Linked DNA regions of Homo sapiens: region 1 is linked to region 2. Evidence: read pairs that join two places in POLR2A ChIA-PET (ENCODE). Cell type or tissue: HepG2. All regions are shown on one strand. Each heading gives the region's core, and the rest is flanking DNA. Links, peaks and the distances in the headings are about the cores only. Region 1 overlaps PCOLCE2 (procollagen C-endopeptidase enhancer 2). Region 2 overlaps HLMR1 (hepatic lncRNA metabolic regulator 1).

The links. Peaks named below come from ENCODE experiments on the same cell type or tissue, not always from the same donor. Only the 100,000 strongest peaks of a DNase experiment are listed, where the experiment ranks them.
Region 1: POLR2A ChIA-PET joins it to region 2 with 5 read pairs; 2 of 35 experiments call an interaction of 5 or more read pairs at or near these places.

Annotation. Positions count from the first base shown.
Region 1 is chr3:142,844,111-142,849,497 of GRCh38, reverse strand. It overlaps PCOLCE2 (procollagen C-endopeptidase enhancer 2), which reads left to right. Exons shown (of 9, transcript NM_013363.4): 3 at 1,026-1,281. Among named protein-coding and RNA genes, the nearest start is that of PCOLCE2, 42 kb to the left of the region's middle. In HepG2, for the core only: a CTCF peak has its summit at 4,941; a DNase peak (open chromatin) is centred at 2,527.
Region 2 is chr3:142,939,183-142,944,569 of GRCh38, reverse strand. HLMR1 (hepatic lncRNA metabolic regulator 1) reads right to left here. Exons shown (of 5, transcript NR_038455.1): 5 at 2,034-3,171. Among named protein-coding and RNA genes, the nearest start is that of HLMR1, 15 kb to the right of the region's middle. In HepG2, for the core only: no CTCF peak of the experiment used is centred there; DNase peaks (open chromatin) are centred at 2,709 and 4,359.

The DNA.
Region 1 (5,387 bases), core at 285-5,284, 95 kb after region 2:
TGGGGAAATTATGATGAATAAAATATTATGATAAAATGAAAGCTTATCTTTTTCTTCATTAGCGCATTGTGTCTCAAGGCTTCCTGACATATAAAGTCTTCACCTGGAAAACAAATGAGCAAAAAACTTAGTGACATTCAGAAGAGATGATTCAGCAATTACTCAGTTCATTTAGTCAGTATCGGTAGTTCATCTGGATGTTTCAGGACCCAAAATGAATTATCTGTAAATTAACTACACAATTGCCAAATAAATCCTCTATTTTGAACTTCATAGAAACATTCTATACACAGGCATTGAATGCGTCCTACTGTATTATTTGTAAGAAATGATTTTTTTTTTTTTGAGGTGGAGTCTCGCTCTGTCACCCAGGCTGGAGTGCAGTGGCGCGATCTCGGCTCACTGCAAGCTCCGCCTCCCGGGTTCACGCCATTCTCCTGCCTCAGCCTCCCGAGTAGCTGGGACTACAGGCGCCCCCCACCACACCCGGCTAATCTTTTGTATTTTTAGTAGAGACGGGGTTTCACTGTGTTAGCCAGGATGGTCTCGATCTCCTGACCTTGTGATCCGCCCACCTCGGCCTCCCAAAGTGCTGGGATTACAGATGTGAGCCACTGTGCCTGGCCAAGAAATGATATTTTTAAATGTTTCTTTGCTAAGCAATATCTCTAGGTATTAGAATATGCAAATATATGCTAAGGTCCAATCAGGACTGGTATTCATTCTAAGCAATGACTCATCTATTAATAATACTGACCTAATATTTTGCAGCTTTGTTGAGGTAAGTTCTTAAGGAATAAGATTGTGAATCCTGGAGAATTGCAGAATTTGTCAAAAGAAAATAAGTACTTAAATTTTTTAGGAATGCAATATGCTAGAAAACTTCCCTTGGGTTAGTTCAGATATGAGAGAGGAAAAAGCATTATCTTGGATATTATACTTTACACACTTAAGTAAGTGACTAGATGTCAAAGCCTCAGATATTGTTTTCATGACAGTTTTCTAATTGGCGCTTTTCTTGGCAGGTTCCCGAAGGAAAAGTAGTCGTTCTCAATTTCCGATTCATAGACCTCGAGAGTGACAACCTGTGCCGCTATGACTTTGTGGATGTGTACAATGGCCATGCCAATGGCCAGCGCATTGGCCGCTTCTGTGGCACTTTCCGGCCTGGAGCCCTTGTGTCCAGTGGCAACAAGATGATGGTGCAGATGATTTCTGATGCCAACACAGCTGGCAATGGCTTCATGGCCATGTTCTCCGCTGCTGAACCAAACGAAAGAGGTACTGTTTCCACATAATGGCAATAACAACAGTAATGTTGGTTCACTGTTCTTGGCACTTGATGTTTATTTACTCCTTTAAAGCTTAAGAGTGGTTCTCAAAGAGCTAGTGAATGCCATCAAACCATGATGAGACCAATACAAAAAATCAGCCTTTTAATTTAAGTCCACATGCATTCTTGTAAATCAAGTATAGAAATTCATAGAGTAAAAATGTGGAGCTTACATACATAAGCACACATGCAAATATGCAAACACACCCCTTCACCACTCCATAGTCCATTCTCCAGAAATAGCCATGGCCAGTGGTTCCCATACCTTTCTATGTGTGCTTGCTTTTATTTGAGTACTTATACAATAGCTTTTAAAAAATAAAAGTGGAGCCCAGGCATGGTGGCTCATGCCTGTAATCCCAACACTGGGGGACCAAGGGCAGGTGGATCTCTTGAGCTCAGAAATTCAAGACCAGCCTGGGCAAAATGGTGAAACCCCATCTCTACAAAAAATACAAAAATTATCTGGGTGTGGTGGCACACACCTGTTGTCCCAGCTACTTGGGAGGCTGAGGTAGGAGAATCACCTGAGCCCAGGGAGGTCACTGCTGCAGTGACCGTGATCATGCCACTGTGCTGCAGCCTGGGTGTTGTTGAGACCCTGTCTCAAACAACAACAAATATATATATACACACACACAGATATATGAGATATAGTGAGCTCCCAAGCGTAGAAATCTCTACTTTTGAAAGATCACTGCAGTGGGCAATATTTGTATGTTTTCAGCCTTTTACCCAAGAGCAGTCCATAATCTGCTTTTGGATTGGACTGTAGTGCAACATTTTTACTTGAAAGGTCAGAGGACAGAATCTGGGGCTGAAAGAGCAGCCAGAATGTTGGGGAGGAAATCCAGGCAGGGAGTTACAGAATTGAGGCACAAAATATTCGTATAAAATCTACTGAAATCTTTGTCTGACAGCTAAACTCTACATATGTGGAGGAGAGCCCAGTTGGCCTGGCACAAAAGCATCAGCTGAAAAATGAAAGAACTGAAAAGAGATTACAGCTGCTGCCTGCTGCCAGGGAAACAGACTTTAAGTTTGAGTCTAGCCAAGTTAAATGCCTGCTAGAACAAAATTATTTTTATCAGAACACAACAGAATCTAGAGTATAATGTATCATGCATAATGTCCAGTCTGTAGTTATGTAATGAAACAGGAAAAGTGTGTCCCTATTCAAGGACAAAAGCAGTCAATAAGAACTGATCTCAAGGTAACTCACATGTTGCAATTAGCAAACAAGTACTTTAAAGCTGCTATTACATGTTTGTTTCAGGATTTATAAAGGGAAATATGTGCATAATAAATAAACAAATTGAGAATCTCAGAAGAGAAACAGGAACTATTAAAAAATAAATTAATAATTCTAGAGATAAAAGAAACAGGATCTGAAATTTTAAAATTTACCTATTGTACTCACAGGTAGATGGGAGATGGCAGAAAAAAAGAGTCAGTGAACTTAAATAGAAATTACTCAATCTGAAGAAAAAGGAGGAAAAAGATTGAAGAAAAAGAGCTCGAGAAACCAGTGAGACAATATCAAGTGGTCTAACATCTGTAATTTTTGTCCCAGAAAGTGATAATAAAGTGAAAAAATATTTAAAGATATTATGACTTGACTCTGCTCAAATACAGTGAAAAATATCAACTCACAGAGTCAAGAGGGGCTGAGCGTAGTGGCTCATGCCTGTAATCCCAGCACTTTGGGAGGCCAAGGCAGGCAGATCACCTGAGATCAGGAGTTCAAGACCAGCCTGGCCAACATGGTGACACCCCGTCTCTGCTAAAAATACAAAAAAATTAGCCAGGCATGGTGGTGCACTCATGTAATCCCAGCTACTCGGGAGGCCGAGGCAGGAGAATCGCTTGAACCTGCAGGCAGAGGTTGCAGGGAGCCGAGATTGCGCCACTGCCCTCCAACCTGGGCAACAGAGCGAGATTCCATCTAAAAAATAAATAATGAAAATAAGAAAAATAGAGTCAAGAGGGTCAACAAACTCCACAGGACAAATAAAAATGAAGCACCCCCATGCACATTATAATTAAATTACAGAAATTTAAAGACAGAGAAAATCTTGAAATCAATCAGATGAAACTAAATTCCATACAGAAGAAGAGTGATAAGAATGATGGCTTCCATTTCCTCAGAAACACTGGAAGCCAGAAGGCAGTGTCATAGTATTTTTTTTGAGACTGAGTTTCACTCTTGTTGACCAGGCTGGAGTGCAGTGGTGCTATCTCGGCCCACTGCAACCTCCACCTCCCAGGTTCAAGCGATTTTTGTGCCTCAACCTCTCAAGCAGCTGGGATTACAGGCATGCGCCACCATGCCTGGCTAATTTTTCTATTTTTAGTAGAGACGGTGTTTCACCATGTTGGCCAGGCTGGTTTCGAACTCCTGACCTCAGGTTGATCTGCCCACCTCGGCCTCCCAAAGTGTTAGGATTACAGGTGTGAGCCACCGCCCCTGGCCTGTCACAGTATTTTTAAAGCGCTGGAATAAAACTGTCAACCTCTATTCTATAGCCAGCCTTCAAGAATGTAAGTAAAATGAAGACATTTTCAGATAAACACTAAAAATCTCTGAAAGGCATTTTTATACTTACACTGGTAGAAATATTGAAGAGAATTCCTCAGGTTGAGGTAAATGACCTTGTAAAATGAAAGTAACAGAAGGAATGAAGGTCATTGGAAATAGTAAATATAAAAGGGTATATGTTATTTTCTTTTCTTCTCTTAATTTCTTTACATGTATCTGTTCAAAACAAAAAAACCTTAGCACTGTGTTGTGGAATATATAGTGTATGATGTAATATGTTTGACAACCAAAGGATGGACACATAAATGTAATTACACTGTTGCACATACATATACAACACGTGAAGTACAATATTAACTCTAAGTAAATTTTGATAACTTAAACATGCATATTATAATCCCTAGAGAACCCATTAAAAATGCAGGAGTTATCACTAAAAGCCAAAAGATTAAAATAGAATACTAAAATTATCCAACTAACCCAAAGAAGGCTATAAGGAAAAACAGATGGAATAAAAGAAAGGTAAAGCAAATAGAAAAAAGTAGTAAATGGCACATTAAATCCAAGAAGATCAATAAATATATTAAATGTAAATTATTAAATACTCTGATTAGAAGACAGTTATTGTTAGAATGGATTGAAAAGCCAGACCCAACTATATGTTGTCTACAAGAAAGCACTTGAAATACAAAGACCAAGTTGGTTGAAAGTAAAAGGAAAAATACAAAACTTCATTAAAATTAAAACTAATACTTATAAAAAGACATGGTTACAAATACAAATAGCCTACAGAAGGGGAGAAAATATTCACAAAAATGTCTGGTGAAGAACTTGTATTCAGAATATACAAAGAACTCATACAACTCAACGATAAAAAGGTAAAGATTCCAGTAAGTATAAAAATTGGCAAAACACTTGGACACTTCACAGAGGAAAATATGAATGGCCAATAAGTGCATGAAAAACTACTCAGTATCTCTCATTAGTCATCAGGGAAATGCAAATTAAAATTACAGTGAGATGCCATTACTTACCCACCATGTTGGCTAGAAAAACTGACACCACCAAGTGGTAGCAAAGATGTAAAGCAACCGAAGTGTTCATACTCGAGAGAGGTGTAAAACCACTTGGAGAAAAGTTCCAGTAGTTTTTTATGAAGTTAAATATTTACATCGACTCTTGGCCCAGCAGTTGCAGTCCTGGGTATTTATATAAGAGAAATGAAGATACATGTACAAACAAATGTGTACAAAACTGTTCATAGCAGCTTCATTCACAATAGTCCAGACTAGAAACCACCCATCAGCAGGAGAATGGGTAAACAAATTTATATGGAGCTCTAAAATTAAACTCATCTAATGGGAAGTTTTTCAGAAAAGTAGTGTAGAGAACTGGCAGGATGGGAAGAGATGCACAAATTTAGTGGGAAATGGATTCTATATCATCATAGGAGTGTGGTTTACACAGGTATATCCATTTTTCAGATTTGTACAGCTAAGATTTGTGCATTTCAGA
Region 2 (5,387 bases), core at 244-5,243:
TTCATTTTCTATTTATGTCAATACTGCCCCAGTAACAGTTAAAATCAATGTATCAGGAAGTATTCTTTACTTTCTGTTTGTGCTTCTGAGTCAGGAAAGTAAGTAGTTTTGCCTTCCGATAAGTGAACAAAATTAGAAGAATTGATATTTGCATGTTTTCTGGGATATGAAATTCTCAAGTCCTTATTAAAAAAGGTAATTTGAAAAAGTTGGGATAGGTTTTCCTCAACCCTTAAAATGAAACTTTTGGTTGACACTAGAGCTTTATTGCTGGCAATGACAAGGCATTTGTTTACTAAAAGTAACATTGTTTCACATTTATCTTGCCAAAAATAGATGCTACCTACTCTATAGACAGAACTACTCAATTTTGACCAAGAAGATATCTCAGCATTGTGGGAATAATATTAAATTTGAACAGTACAAAGGTTGCATAATAAGGGGATATGAAAAGAGTCTTCTATACATTTGATGATTAATCAGGCAATAACAAGTGACTCAACTGCTACCTTTATGTCTAGGTTTATAAACTTGACTCTCCCAACTGTGGTATCATGAGTGTCAGATGTTCTTCAACAGCCATTTATTTACTTTATAGATTGTCTGAATTGTATGCCAACTCAAAGATTTAAGATTTTTAAAAATTACCAATAGTTTTTAAAATAAAATTTAATACATAAAAATATTAAAATGAGCCCAAATGGTGAAGACCCAACTTATTATATATGTGTTGACTCTTATTAAAAAGAAAGGGGATAGATGGCCTAGCATAAGTTATCTATATATTCTCTGTTGAGGTCATTGAACAATAGGGTATTCTTGATAAGTAAACATTCAGGCTATGGGTCAATAACAATAGTTAAAACCTATTTCTGGGTAAGCAACACAACTAAGGCAATGAGTGTGTTTGTGATACCAGTTCAAATGAATTTGTTTGATGTTATAAAATGGTTACTAAAATAGTGGTTGCCAAGCCTGGGTTCACAGTACAATTACCTAGGGAGCTTTACAAGACGGCTGATTGCCAGGCTCTATCCTCAGAGATTCTAATTCAGGCAACCTGTTGGGGCTTTGGAACCTGTAGTTAGGTGACTCCAAAGATCAGCCAGTTCAGGGAACCCTTGCAGCAAGATTGTCCAAGTGTTACTAGAAGTAGATTCACCAGGATGCCAAAGAGGCTCAATTTTCAGGGCCTTTCATTTGCATGGGTCTCTTCCAAAGCACCGTATCTAATTTTATATTTGTAATTTTGTATTCCTTTTCTTTTCTTTTCTTTTCTTTTTTTTTTTGAGACAGAGTCTCGCTCTGTCACCCAGACTGGAGTGCAGTGGCACTATCTCGGCTCACTGCAAGCTCAGCCTCCCAGATTCATGCCATTCTCCTGCCTCAGCCTCCTGAGGAGCTGGGACTACAGGTGCCCGCCACCATGCCCAGCTAATTTTTTTGTATTTTTAGTAGAGATGGGGTTTCACCCTGTTTTGCCAGGATGGTCTCGATCTCCTGACCTTGTGATCCACCCACCTTGGCCTCCCAAAGTGCTGGGATTACAGGCGTGAGCCACCATGCCTGGTCTTGCATTCCTTTTCTTAAAGAGGGCCCCCTAATTGTAAAGAGCTCAGTCCCCACAAAACCTGAATCTGCTCCTGGCCATAAAGTATACTGTAGTCAGAAAACTATAACTCCCAGGCAAATCTGGCTCTCTGCCGGCTTTTGTACAGCCCACACACTAAGAATAGTTTTTACATTTTTAAATGGTTAAAAAAAAAGAAGAGTAATACTTTATGACACATGAAATTACTTGACATTCAAATTTCAGCATTCATAAATAAAGTTGTATTGGCTCACAGCCATGCTCACTCATTTATGTATTGTCTATAGCTGCTTTAGTGCTACAATGGCAGAACTGAGTAGTTGCAACAGAGATTGTATGGTCTGAAATGCTTAAAATATTTACTATCTAGGTCTTAACAGAAAAAGTCTGTAGACCCCTGACCCATACCATGAAATAATAACATCTTAGACATGACAGAAAATTGATTTGAAGGGATTGCTTTATTTAACGTGAAAAGCGTGATAGAGGAACTGTTTAAGATAAACAACTTATAAATACTCCCAATTGTAGAAGTGAAAGATTGATTCTATGAAAATCTACAAGTGATTAAATTTAGACATGAATATCAAAGACTTTATAGAGTCATAGCATCTTATCAAAGATCATTTAGCAGAAGTTATGCTTAGTCTGTAGGTTAGAAGCAATGATTAGTGAGACAGATTGGTTTGTGGGATGACTCAGGATAGGATGATTATCAGTAAAAACCTTCCCAGGTAAAAATTACAAGAAAAAGAATAGAGGATAGTTGCAAAAGATTTATGGAATTAGTTTAACCACTAAGCATAAAATAGTACTGCTCTGGGTTGTGAAAAAGTATAGTAAAATGTTGCTAAAGTTATATTTCAAAGTGTAGCTCCCAGAGATGAAACCAGTTAAAGCAATTCTACAAACAAAGCTAAAAACATTTTAACAATAATGATGGGGTGTATTGGGCAAGAACTGTGACAGATCATCGAATTCCGACAGCAAAGCACATTAAAAATATTGATTTAGCTGTCTCTCTTGATAGAAGTATGACAGAAAGTTAGGCAGAGCTGTGAAGGTCACTCTGAAGGTCTGGGACCTCAGAGAGGCAGCAAGGAGCAAAGTCCATCGAAAGACAGTCAGTGTAGCACTGGGGTTGGTGGGAATGCTAACCGGTCATGTTCTGTAGCAGATTTCTCAATCAGGCAAACAGTAGGAGGAACGTTATATCCAAAAGACAAATCGATTAGGAAGTTTGGCCAGTGAACATATTATTAGGATTGGGAGGTCAATGATCAAGGCAGAAGCTCTTAGTCAGTTCACTTTGCAGCTCTCATCATAGGATTGTACAAAAGAGAAGAAAAGATCTTCCTTAACTGACTCAGGGCCAGGTACTTTGAAGATCCAAGTAGTCTGCTACTCCAGCTTCTGCTGGAATCTTGGCTGTTTGGAGGCAATTTGTTCTGTGCCTTTTGGAGAAATCCCCTGTGTTCCAAAGAACACCTGGGAATAATATCTCAACTGTAGTTCAACTTTTCCATTTTCACAAGAGAAGGGACTTGAGAGCTGGACGGTAAGAGAGTCGTTGAGTCCATCTGAAGGATGGCAGACAGAAGGGAAAGAGGAAGGACAGCATCATTTTCAAGCATCTACTATGAACTAGGCACTCTGCATATGTTACTTCATTATTTTCACATCTCCTCAATGTAATTATTATTGATTTCACTTAACATCTGGGGAAACAGGGAGCATAAGTTTCACGCTCACACTCATCCAGTCTCTGACTGAACTAGTGAACTACTGAACTACTGAATTCATGAATGTGAATGCTGAAATGTGAACGCACGTCTGTCTGGCTGCCTGGCCCCAAGTCCTTACTCCTTTCAACTTACCTGGTTGCTCCAGGCAGGCTCTCCAAGAAGACAGAGCAGCAGGAAGAAAAATATGGCATATAAATATGTTTTTCCACTTTCAAGGACCACCAAGACATTTCTTAAATTTATTGGAGTTATAAAAACAAAACTAAATACCCTTCATTAATGAATGATACTATCTCTAAGGTGGAAGGTCACATTACCTATCGCAGTCTTCCTTAAAGTGTCAAATTCGGAATGTAGGAAATGTCCTGTATTAGGTCCCTTTGAGACTTTACACAATTTACCCCAAACTCGCTGTAAAAAATGGTCTCTTTATACGTAGAGTTAAAGTTTCGCCAACTACAGGTTGCCCAGGAGAGGCAAGCAGCCCTCCTGGCCCCTAGTTTCAGCTATGACTAGTTTCTTTTTCACCACAGTCCAATTAGAAATGAGGTCATAGTTGTAAGTCTTCTCTTCCCTGAGGGTTTTTTTGTTTTGTTTTTGTTTTTTATGCAGGCCATTATAGTAACGAGTCACATGGTCTTCCCTTAGGTGATGGTCAGTGGTTAAAAACAGCCAGTAGATCTTCAAAGGAATTATTACAAGTTTAAAAAAAAATCATTTAAAGATCATATGCTACCATTTTGAGGTTCCCTAGTAAATTATTTGATCAATTTACCTTCTATTTCCTCCAAAACTGTGTACTCACATTTTTCAGAGCTTAAAATAGTCACTTTTTTATCCCTTAATCACAAACCACTCAGAAGAGGCTATAAGAAGAAAATACCATCAAGCAATGCTGCCTTAAAGAATTCTGTTTACTCTAAATTTAGTAGATTTCTTTTGCAAACCTAGGCCTAATCTCAGATTAAACAAAACAAATGGTAGCTAAATAGATGTCCTCTTCAAATCTGTTTGCTTTACCACAGACAAACAAGCCAAGGCCTTCCTAATTTGCAGTTCAGAAAGCTCTCTTCCCAATCTAGAAGAGGGAAAAAGAAGACCAAGCACCAATCTAAACAGACATTCCGTAATTATAGGATTTTAGGTTTGGAGTCACTTCACTTAATCTTTGCATGACCCAGAATTCAACTCAGAAGATTAAAAGAACAGCATTTTCAGTTCTATTCATGAAAATTAAGGACTTGACTGGAGTTAATAAAGCTGAGAAAAAAGTATAAGCTGTTAGTCAAAGTAACATAATCCTTACTGCAATGAAAAGTGGAAAAAAATGTAATTGTATGTTATTTCCACTACAATAAGTAATACATTTGTTTACATATTTGGAAAAGAGGACATAATATTCCGAAGGTGAATTATTCTATGTGAGAGAACCATATTAAGATTCCACTGTGGAGCAACCCCAGAAGCTTATCAGATCTAAATAAAAGATTGATGATGATTCTGAGTTTAAAATTTAATGTCTAAGCTACCTGCTAAATTTTACATTACAAGAATGTTGACTGTACTGTAAATCAATAAAATTAATTATGCTCTCTTATAGAATGGATGTTATAAGATAAAAATTATTTACATATTACTGTGCCTTTTCAGGGTGTGTTGTTTACTTCTTTAACTATCATTTGTCAAAATTTTCATTTTGAAGGATTTAATGGATAATATTTAATACACGGTATATTAAAAATGCTATTCTGCTAAAATACCTTTTTTCTATAAATTACACAAAGACATGACCATTTCTACCTATAAACATGGATTTACAAAAACAAAACAAGCTAATAATCTGATATACCCAAATTTAAGGAAATAATTTCCAACTTTTAATTATATTGAAACTGATCCTTTTTCTGTTGAAAGGAAATTCAAGGCAGCTATTATGTGTATGAATAAATGATCAATACAATAATCATAGTTATGAGATCTGTAAGTAAATTGTTAGAGTCTGTTTATCCAATACCTTAGTTACTGTGTAAGTCTTTTCCCAAAGCGAGGCT